Regions from separate parts of the Homo sapiens genome. Here region 1 is linked to region 2. Evidence: chromatin loops called from intact Hi-C (ENCODE). Cell type or tissue: IMR-90. All regions are shown on one strand. Links, peaks and the distances in the headings refer to the core of each region. The heading gives the core; the rest is flanking DNA.

What was found. A loop is a pair of places that touch in the nucleus more often than their neighbours do. Peaks named below come from ENCODE experiments on the same cell type or tissue, not always from the same donor. Only the 100,000 strongest peaks of a DNase experiment are listed, where the experiment ranks them.
Region 1: it touches region 2 in a loop (2.8-fold over the local background); 1 of 110 quality-filtered maps calls a loop at or near these places.

The regions. Positions count from the first base shown.
Region 1 is chr7:36,649,774-36,654,173 of GRCh38, forward strand. The region is part of intron 4 of AOAH (acyloxyacyl hydrolase); the gene reads right to left. Among named protein-coding and RNA genes, the nearest start is that of AOAH-IT1, 52 kb to the left of the region's middle. RefSeq lists an enhancer at 4,127-4,400. In IMR-90, for the core only: no CTCF peak of the experiment used is centred there; DNase peaks (open chromatin) are centred at 1,778 and 3,768; H3K27ac peaks cover 581 bases.
Region 2 is chr7:36,438,657-36,443,056 of GRCh38, forward strand. It overlaps ANLN (anillin, actin binding protein), which reads left to right. Exons shown (of 24, transcript NM_018685.5): 21 at 548-634. Among named protein-coding and RNA genes, the nearest start is that of ANLN, 51 kb to the left of the region's middle. In IMR-90, for the core only: a CTCF peak has its summit at 2,419 (motif pointing right); no DNase peak of the experiment used is centred there.

The DNA of each region.
Region 1 (4,400 bases), core at 82-4,081, 210 kb after region 2:
TTGCCGCCGTGGCAGACCTACCGCTAACTTCCATCTCTTCAGATCTGGCAGGGTGTCCGCTGTGCTCCTGATCCAGTGAGGCGCCCATTGCCGCTCTCCATTGGGCTAAAGACTCACCATTGTTCCTGCATGGCTAAATGCCTGGATTCATCCTAATCGAGCTGAACACTAGTCACTGGGTTCCACGGTTCTCTTCTGTGACCCATGGTTTCTAATAGAGCTATAACACTCACTGCATGGCCCAAGATTCCATTCCTTGGAATCCGTGAGGCCAAGAACCCCAGGTCAGAGAACATGAGGCTTGCCACCATCTTGGAAGTGGCTTCTGCCATCTTGGAAGCGGCCCACCACCGTCTTGGAAGCGGCCCACCACCGTCTTGGAAGTGGCCCACCACCGTCTTGGGAGCTCTGGGAGCAAGGACCCCTTGGTAACAAGAACACTGTTTTGAGAAAATCCGTAGAAAAAGAATGAATTCCAAATAGTTTGGGTCTAAAACTTCTAGTTCTCTCTGTCTTTCTAAGAGGCCTTATTCCTAGGGGGCTGGGGACTGGAAACCCAATAGCTGAGGTTAAGTTGATAAATCAATCAGAAAAGGGGTAGAAATCAAGGAATGGTTGGGGAAAAGGATGCAGTTAGAGGGCAAGTGGGGATGCATGGTTTTGGATGTGTGGGAGGTGAGAAGCAAGAGAAGGGACAGTGCTTTCAGACTTGTCAATGACAGCTTTCAGGCTTAGGCCAGCCTCCAGCACAACAGTTCTCACCCTTCAGTGCTCGTCAAAAGCGTTATGCAAATGCAGATGCTCAAACCCTACCCAGGAATACCAGAGCAGGCGCCCTGGGATGAACCCTATGTTTATTTCTGAAAACTGCTTCACATTCTCAAAGAAGCCGAATGCTTTGAACTCTCATATAGTCCACTGAGACCAGATACATCCTCACAAGGGAGAAGGTAAGGTATGTTCAGGACTGCCGTTCTCATCCTATTTTTTACTAAACAAATCTTACAGAGCACCTACTATGTGCCAGGTACTATGCCAGTCCAGGAATAAGATGGTGAGCAAGAAAGACACGGTCCTTGTGTTCAGACGGTATCAAAGAAATAAAGTGGTGTGAGAGAGCAGGAAAGGGGACCTTCTTCAGAGAGGTTGGTCAGGGAGGGTCTTCCTGGAGAGGGGGTACTTAAACCAGCAGGGGAACAAGGCGCTGGCCATGCAGGGAACTGGGAGTTCTAGGGAAAGGGCCCAGCACAAGGGGCTGACGCAGGCGAGGTGGAGTGTGCTGGGTGAACTCTACTCTACCCTGAAGGAGTCACCTCCACTCCTGTTCCCTCCAGGACCAGCTCAGCCCTCGTCTGCTGGGGTTTCTGTTCCTCCTTGCACCCTGTGTGACAGCACTTCTCTCTTCCTCACTGTTTGTCTATAGCCTCCTGCTAGAATATCCATTTACATTGCTATCGCATGCCATATGTGCTGGAATACTGTTCTACTTAATTTATTCTACATAAATATTTGTTGGCTGATAAAAAGAAAAACAATTATTCTGTAGAAAGTATGGGACTTCAGGAAAGTCTCTCAGTTCTCTAGGTATCAGTAGACTTATTTATAAAATGACAGAATCATATTTGTCCTACAGACTTGGGATAGTTAAAAAAAGATAACTTATTAGGGTACCCGGCTGTGGGGATGGTACATGGTAAGTGTTCAAGAAATGTTTGTTGAGGTATGACTAAGTAAGCGAACATGTCAGTGGTTTCATTGTTACTGAGAAAGTTGGGATATTGTGCAAGATTCTTGAAAATTAAGCTGTTTATGATATTTTATGAAAACTAAAACTAAAGCTGCCTTTAATTCCCTCTGGCTCTGAGAAGTGACTATTCTGAATGTGCTCCAGAATCTATGCTAAACACAGGCAGTGCTGATGTGAAGAGCTGGAGGTCTAAAGTCCAGGGCCCTGGGTTGAGTTCAGATTCCACTCACTACTTATGAGCTTTGAGTAAAGGCTTTAAGCCTCAACTGCAAAATATGTTTGATAATTTTACCTATAAAATAGAGTTTGACCTGTGATACTGGGTTAAAATTAGAGATATCAGTATGAGCTCACATCCACATACACACACACAGAGACACACATACAGACACAGTAACAATTGTAGGTATTTGTGTATACATGGGTTGTATACACATATACTTTACTTAGCACTCCACAAAGAAGACCAGGACCTAAGAAGGCCAATAAGCAATGACATCCCAGTAGCAATGGGCATACCTAGCACCCAGATCTTGGTTTCCAAATACCATTTTCCAGTAAAAGGAACCAGGTCTCCTTCGGGACATGCTGATTCAAGGACAGGGGCAGAAGAATATAAGATAACAAGATGAGCCTGGATCATCTGGTAGTACCAGAACATAAAGTAGTATGGAACAAAAAAAAAATAGGACAGAGGCATGTCAAAAGGACACAGGAGCCACCCTAAGCTTCCAATGGTAGCAAAACTGGAAAACTGGAAAAATTTGTGCAATAAAATAGTGTATATTTGAATTATAACTCAAAGTATAAAATACGTATACATGAATCTGTGCTAATATAAATAAATGATTGGCTAATTCAATAAATTAGGGAGGAGAGAGATGTTTTTTACATAGAAGAATTTCAAAAGATATGTGTAGATATTCCATGTTCTGGGAGCAGGGGCTTGGTCCTCCCTGGCCTCACTGAGTGCAGGCTGGACTTAAAGACTCACTTCTAAAGAACTGAGTAAAGGAAAAGGGGGAAAATAGTGACTTTGCAGTTGGGAAACCTGGCAAATGACCCTTTCACCGAGTGATGAAGGGTGATCTCACCAGCAATGCCATGTGGCATCATTTAACCCTGATAGGATGTGATGAAAAGGGTGCTTCACCTCTGTGGTGTTCTTTCCAAAAACCCCTAACACTGTCGAACCAAGATGAAGACATCAAACAAATCCCAATTCGAGGAACATTTTACCGACGTACTTAACCTGTATCCTTGAAAACTGCCAAGGTCATGAAAAACAAGGAAAGATGAAGACTCTGTCACAGACCAGAGGACACTAAAGAGACATGAAAAAGAAATGCAATGCGTGTCCTCGACTAGATCCTGGAACAGAAGAGGACATTAGAGGAGAAGCATGTGTAATCCAAATAAAGTCTGGACTTGATTTGCTACTAAGGTATATACAGTAGTAATACTGACTTCTTTAGTTTTGACTAAGTAATAGTAATGTGTTCACATTGTGGGGAATTAAACTTGGGTGAACAGTATACTCTCTTGCAGTATCCTCACAACTTTTTATAAATCTGAAATTATTACCAAAAAACGTTTATTTGAAATAACAGAGTTTGGGGGAGACTAGACAATAACACATGTGACAGTGTGCTGTGAGCTCATAGGGCTAAAAACAGCATTATGAGCATCAGGTTCTTTGGATTGTGCAGAATGAAATTTAGTGATTACAGAATCTCAGGAAGTGTCCAATTTCCTGTCTATCTGTGATTCTTTTTCTAAACACTACCACCTGAGACAGTCTACTAAAAGAGATGCCAGGTATTTTATTTGACACCTAGTGTTTAAAAAATAAAAGTGAATTCCTGAGGTCAGCTTGTTTATTGCTTAGGCGAAACATAATTTGTCATGCGTCACTTTCTCATATAAAGAGTGAAAATTTACTTCTTGCCAAACCCATTTATGTCACTTTCCTGGTAGTTTGGATTCCAGGGAAATATGATTCCCTGTGCATACACACCCTCCCCCACACTCAGCATCAGAGAGCTTTTGGTTCTTGTAGAAATGCAACTCACTGTGGGAAAAGCTGTTTCAAAGTCTGGGTTGCTTTCCTAAGGCAGCAGGTCTCCCTGCCACCCAGCAGTTCAGGAGGCCCCAGGGAAATAAGGAGAACCTCTCTCCACACAGGGCTTACATTCTGAATATGATTCTCTTTTAATGTAGATCAAAGTGGCTGAAGTAAGTCTTGAGTGTGCCTTGGAGATGTTGGTAAATGCAGCATGTTCCTCCAGCACTGCTGTGGTTAGGAAAGGAGTCAGTTCAAAGCTACGAGGTCTGCCTGGAGATCTCAAGTTCAGGGACCCAAACGGGAGTGGCTTAAAGCTAAGGAGGCTCCAGGATGCTTCTGGCTCAAGCAGGGGCTCATGCAATGTAACATTCTGATCCAAAAAATAGAGCTTTAAAGAACCACTGGATACACACGAATAAGTTGCATTCGGTTTTCAATTTGTGAGCTGTGGTGTTAGAATCATGGTTTTGGACATGGTGGGAGGGTTGGGGAGGGCTCAAGGGAGAGCCAGTCACGTGCATGCATCCCTGTGCGTGTGTGCGTACACACACACACACACAGCAGCAGCAATCAATGCGCTGTTTCATG
Region 2 (4,400 bases), core at 189-4,188:
CTACCATGTCCAGCCAGCCCACACTGCTTTGATTACCAAAGTTTTGCGTTACGTTTTGAAATTGGGAAATATGATTCCTTCAACTTTGTTCTTAATTTTCAAGATTGATTTGGTTGTTTGGGGTCTCTTGCAATTACATATGAATTCAAGGACTGGCTTTTCCATATCTGCAGTTTATTGTTCTTTATTGCTGGGTGGTATTGTGTGGTGTGAATTTACAGGTTGGTTTATCAGTCTCTTATTGAGTATATTCTCCTGTTGATGGAGAATAGATAAACCCAAATATTGTCGTCTGTTTTCTTTCTCACATTAACTTGAGACTTAGGGCTTTTGGTTTTGTCAAGCTTTACCTTAAATGAATTTATTCTTCAAAAGTATTTGTTGGTAAGGAACCAATGGCTTTTTGGCCATGTCTTTTATACTCCAACTTTAGAAAATGCTCTGTTTTCAAGTTGTAATAGTCTCTGTTCATGATTTATACATGATTTATCAAGAAAAATCACACTTTGAACCTGTTTTGCAAATAATTTACCTGTTTTCTTTGCAGGTCCCCTTTTTATCTTCTTTGGAAGGTCATATTTATTTAAAAATAAAATGTCAAGTGAATTCCAGTGTTGAAGAAAGAGGTTTTCTAGTAAGTAACATCACTTAGTCTTTAACTTCCTTTTTTCCATTTTGTGAAATACAGACTTGTTTCCCATAGGAATGAAATCCTTTGTGATTAAGTAATAAGTTGGTTCAGTAAAGATTTGTTTTATGTCCTTTATATGCCAATCACTGTGCTGCCATTGGAATGTAAAAGACCACAAAAAATAATTCCTCTGCTCATGAGTTTTTAGTTTAGAAGAGAGAAATACAAACGAACAGACAAGCACAATATAATACTCTAATAGGAGAAAACAGGGTGCATCGGTGTCAATTGGTGGGACACCAGGTCTTGACTGTGTGTGGGGTGGGATAAAGGGAACTGCTGAGAGAAGTAATTTCTAAACTGAGTAAGTTAATCTGAGAGAAAGATGAGAAGTGCTCCAGATAGGGGGAGAATGTACAGTGGCTTGAAGGGCCCTTCTTTGTCACTCCTACCCAAAGAAAAGAAGAATGACACATGCAGACAGTGGAAGGTATTTCAGGATAGCTAGAGCTTAGAGTTTGAGGGCATGCATGTGATTGGTGGGTGGGGAATGAGGAGGAAAGTGTGGTTAGGGGAAATGGGGCAAGAGTTCAAGGGCCTTTTAAAGAATTTGGACTTTATCCTAGAGTCAGCGAGTTACTCTTACAGGATTTTAAGCAGAGGAAATTATCCAACTTGGGATTGAGAAAATCATTCTGACCAATGTGGAAAGCAGATTGGAGAATGACAACCCGAAGAAGACTAGTCAGTTCCCACCAATGTGGGAAATTTTAATGAGTTAAGTTTTACGTGATTTGAATTTTAGATGCCTGGAAACATGTGTGAAAGTTCTGGGTTTGGAGCTCAAGACAGACATTTAGTAGAGGTAAAGATGTGGATATCTGCAGCATGGGGAAGCCCAGGGCAAGTGAGGGAAGCAGAGCCAACTCACTGGAGGAGTGCCAGCATTGAAAGGACGGATGGAAGGAGGGAAGCCTCAGAGGAGACTGCAGGGAGAGAAACGGAGAATCTAGCATCATGGTTGTCAATAGAAGAGAACATTGAAAGGAGGGAGTGGTTGAGTTAGATCAGATTCTGTTAGGACTGTTGGACTTATTATTGGGTGATCATTCTGGCGCAGGTGAGGGCAGATGCTAGACTGCAAATGGGTCCAGAGTGAGTGGGAGATGAGGAATGAGCACAGGAGCTTGGAAACTCTTGGAAACACTTTGGCAGTGAAGGAGTAAGGAGAGAAGAGTGTTGTGCTTGCAGAGGTATGTAGGGTGAAAGGAGGATTTTGTCAACATTTTGTTAAGATGGGAGAGACGTAAGCGGCTTTAAATGTAGATGGGTAGCTTCTAATAGGGCCAAAGAGATTGAAGATAGAGGCCATGGAGGACCTGATCTAGGGCTTATGGGGTAATTCATAGAGCAAGGTCATGAGAATGGGAAGAATTAAGCCCAAGCCACAATTCACAGGATTTATTTGATACAGAATTTACAGTTTTCTCATTATCAGAGGAGGAAAGTATGTGTGTAGAATGCATAGAAGATTGTGAGTATGGTACAAGAAGTAGAGAAAATCCACTTGCTTTGGTGTTCTCTGTGAAGCAAGAACTTGAATGATGCAAGGGATGTTACAAGTCAGTTTGTAACTGCTGTCAAAGGTTCAGAAAGAAGAGCTAGATATTAAGGAAAGCCCGGTGGTCTAAGTAACTGTAGCCAACTTCCCAAGGATTGGGAATTGCTACTTATTAACAGTATTTTTTCCTTCCTTATTAGGTTTTATCACATATAAATCCAGCAGGTGGCACTAGATAGTCTTGGAAGAGTGTAAATTTCTGACTTGAAGGCAGTATTTGCCTAATGACCTTTTCTTTTCATGTAAACATTTTTATATTTTATTGTTGATGCCTTTAGCAATGGATAGGCTCTGTTAAGATAGCTGGTCCATTTGCATATAACGTCTCACCTAATTAGTTTTTTAGATGGGCTCTTAACGAGCTTGTTAGATCTCTTCAAGTTTACTCTGTCTTGAATCCTGTAGCCCATTCTTCTCACATTCACACTTACAAAAATGTAGTAAGAAAGAGCTCTGGATTCCCCGACATAACTTCTGTCCTCTGCCTAAACATTGCATTTTAATTGCCTCTACCCCCTATAAAAAATTAGAGGTAGTAATGGAAATGTAAGCTCCTCAGCTCAGCTTCCTTTCCTGATGTGCCAGGGCTGCCCTGGAGGAGGGCGACTCCAACCAAAGAGACAGGTAAGTGGTTCTGACAGGGTGCCGGGCTAGCTCTGCCTCCACTGAGGAGCAGCAAGAGGCAGGCGCTCTGGATTGGCAGCCAGAAGGTTCAATTTTTGTGGTCTGTGTGATGTCACTTAATTTCCTTGGCCCTCTGTTTCCTCAGCTATAGAAATGAAAAGGCCGTCCTTTTCTTATTCCTCTCTGATTATAGTATGATGTCATAATAGCTGGTGTTAATCTTGTTTATCAAAAGTTACCTTGTCTGTTTATTACCTTTATGATGTAAAAGGTGAACGTTAACACAGGAGGGAGCTGGTGAGTGATTTGTGTTAACTTTCATGCTTGAGATTGAAATAACGACATTCCTTTCTTTCTTCCTTGGGGAGCTGTAAGCAGTGTTGCCTAGAAAAAGGCTGCTTTGGGAGGAAAATGGAAGGATTAGGGGAGGAGGAAAAAGGTGAGGCAGGAGAGCATATGGTTGGAGCAAGCCAATTAATCTGAGGTGTCAATCTAGCTTGGTAACATTTGCTCCCACACGTCATGGCCAGAAATTAGACTCTTGATTCAAGCCACCTTTTGGGAAATTTACATAAAACAGTGAATTGAGAAGAGTGTATATCCTATTGTCATAGGGTTGGAGTAAGGACTAGTTGAGATAATTTAAAAATACTTAGAGGAGTAGTTGAGATAATTTAAAGATATGCTTAGAATGGTTCCTCACAGCAACAACCAAGTAATACTAGTTTATTCTTAGCTTCTCAACAATCAGAGAAGTAAAGTTGGAATATGAAGGTAATCTAAAATCAAACGCAAAGATGCCTTTGGATCATCTGTATCAGAGGGCAGCACAGCAGCCCTCACTGACTGTTTTTATAGTCTTTGATTGGAACATAGGCTGATCTGCTTACTTAGCATCTGTGACTGCTTCTGTGCCACAGCAGCTGAGCTGAGTAGCTGTGGCAGGGACCGTATGGCCCAAAGTCTAAAATATTTACTCTCTGGCCCTTATAGAAAAGGTTTCCCTGATCTACAGCATTGTTATGTTTTTACCTTGCTTTGTTCTTTAACACAGAAGTTCCCAGATGAATGTTGTTTTTTTTAATTTTTATTTATTTATATTTTTATATATTTTTTTGAGACGGAGTCTCACTCTGTCACCCAGGCTGGAATGCAGTGACGTGATCTTGGCTCACTGTAAGCTCCATCTCCCGGGTTCACGCCATTCTCCTGCCTCAGCCTCCTGAGTAGCTGAGACTACAGATGCTCACCGCCACGCCTGGCTAATTTTTGTATTTTTAGTAGAGATGGGATTTCACTGTGTTAGCCAGGACGGTCTCGATCTCCTGACCTCGTGATCCGCCCGCCTCGGCCTCCCAAAGTGCTGGGATTACAGGTGTGAGCCACTGCGCCTGGCCTTTTTGTTTGTTGTTTTTTTTTTTAAATTAAAAGTGAGGGCTTCTATATAGATTAGGGCTCTGTTATGACTATAACTAAAAAATAGTGGGGGAAAAACTCTTAGCTTCTACTTACCCTGTTTAAGTG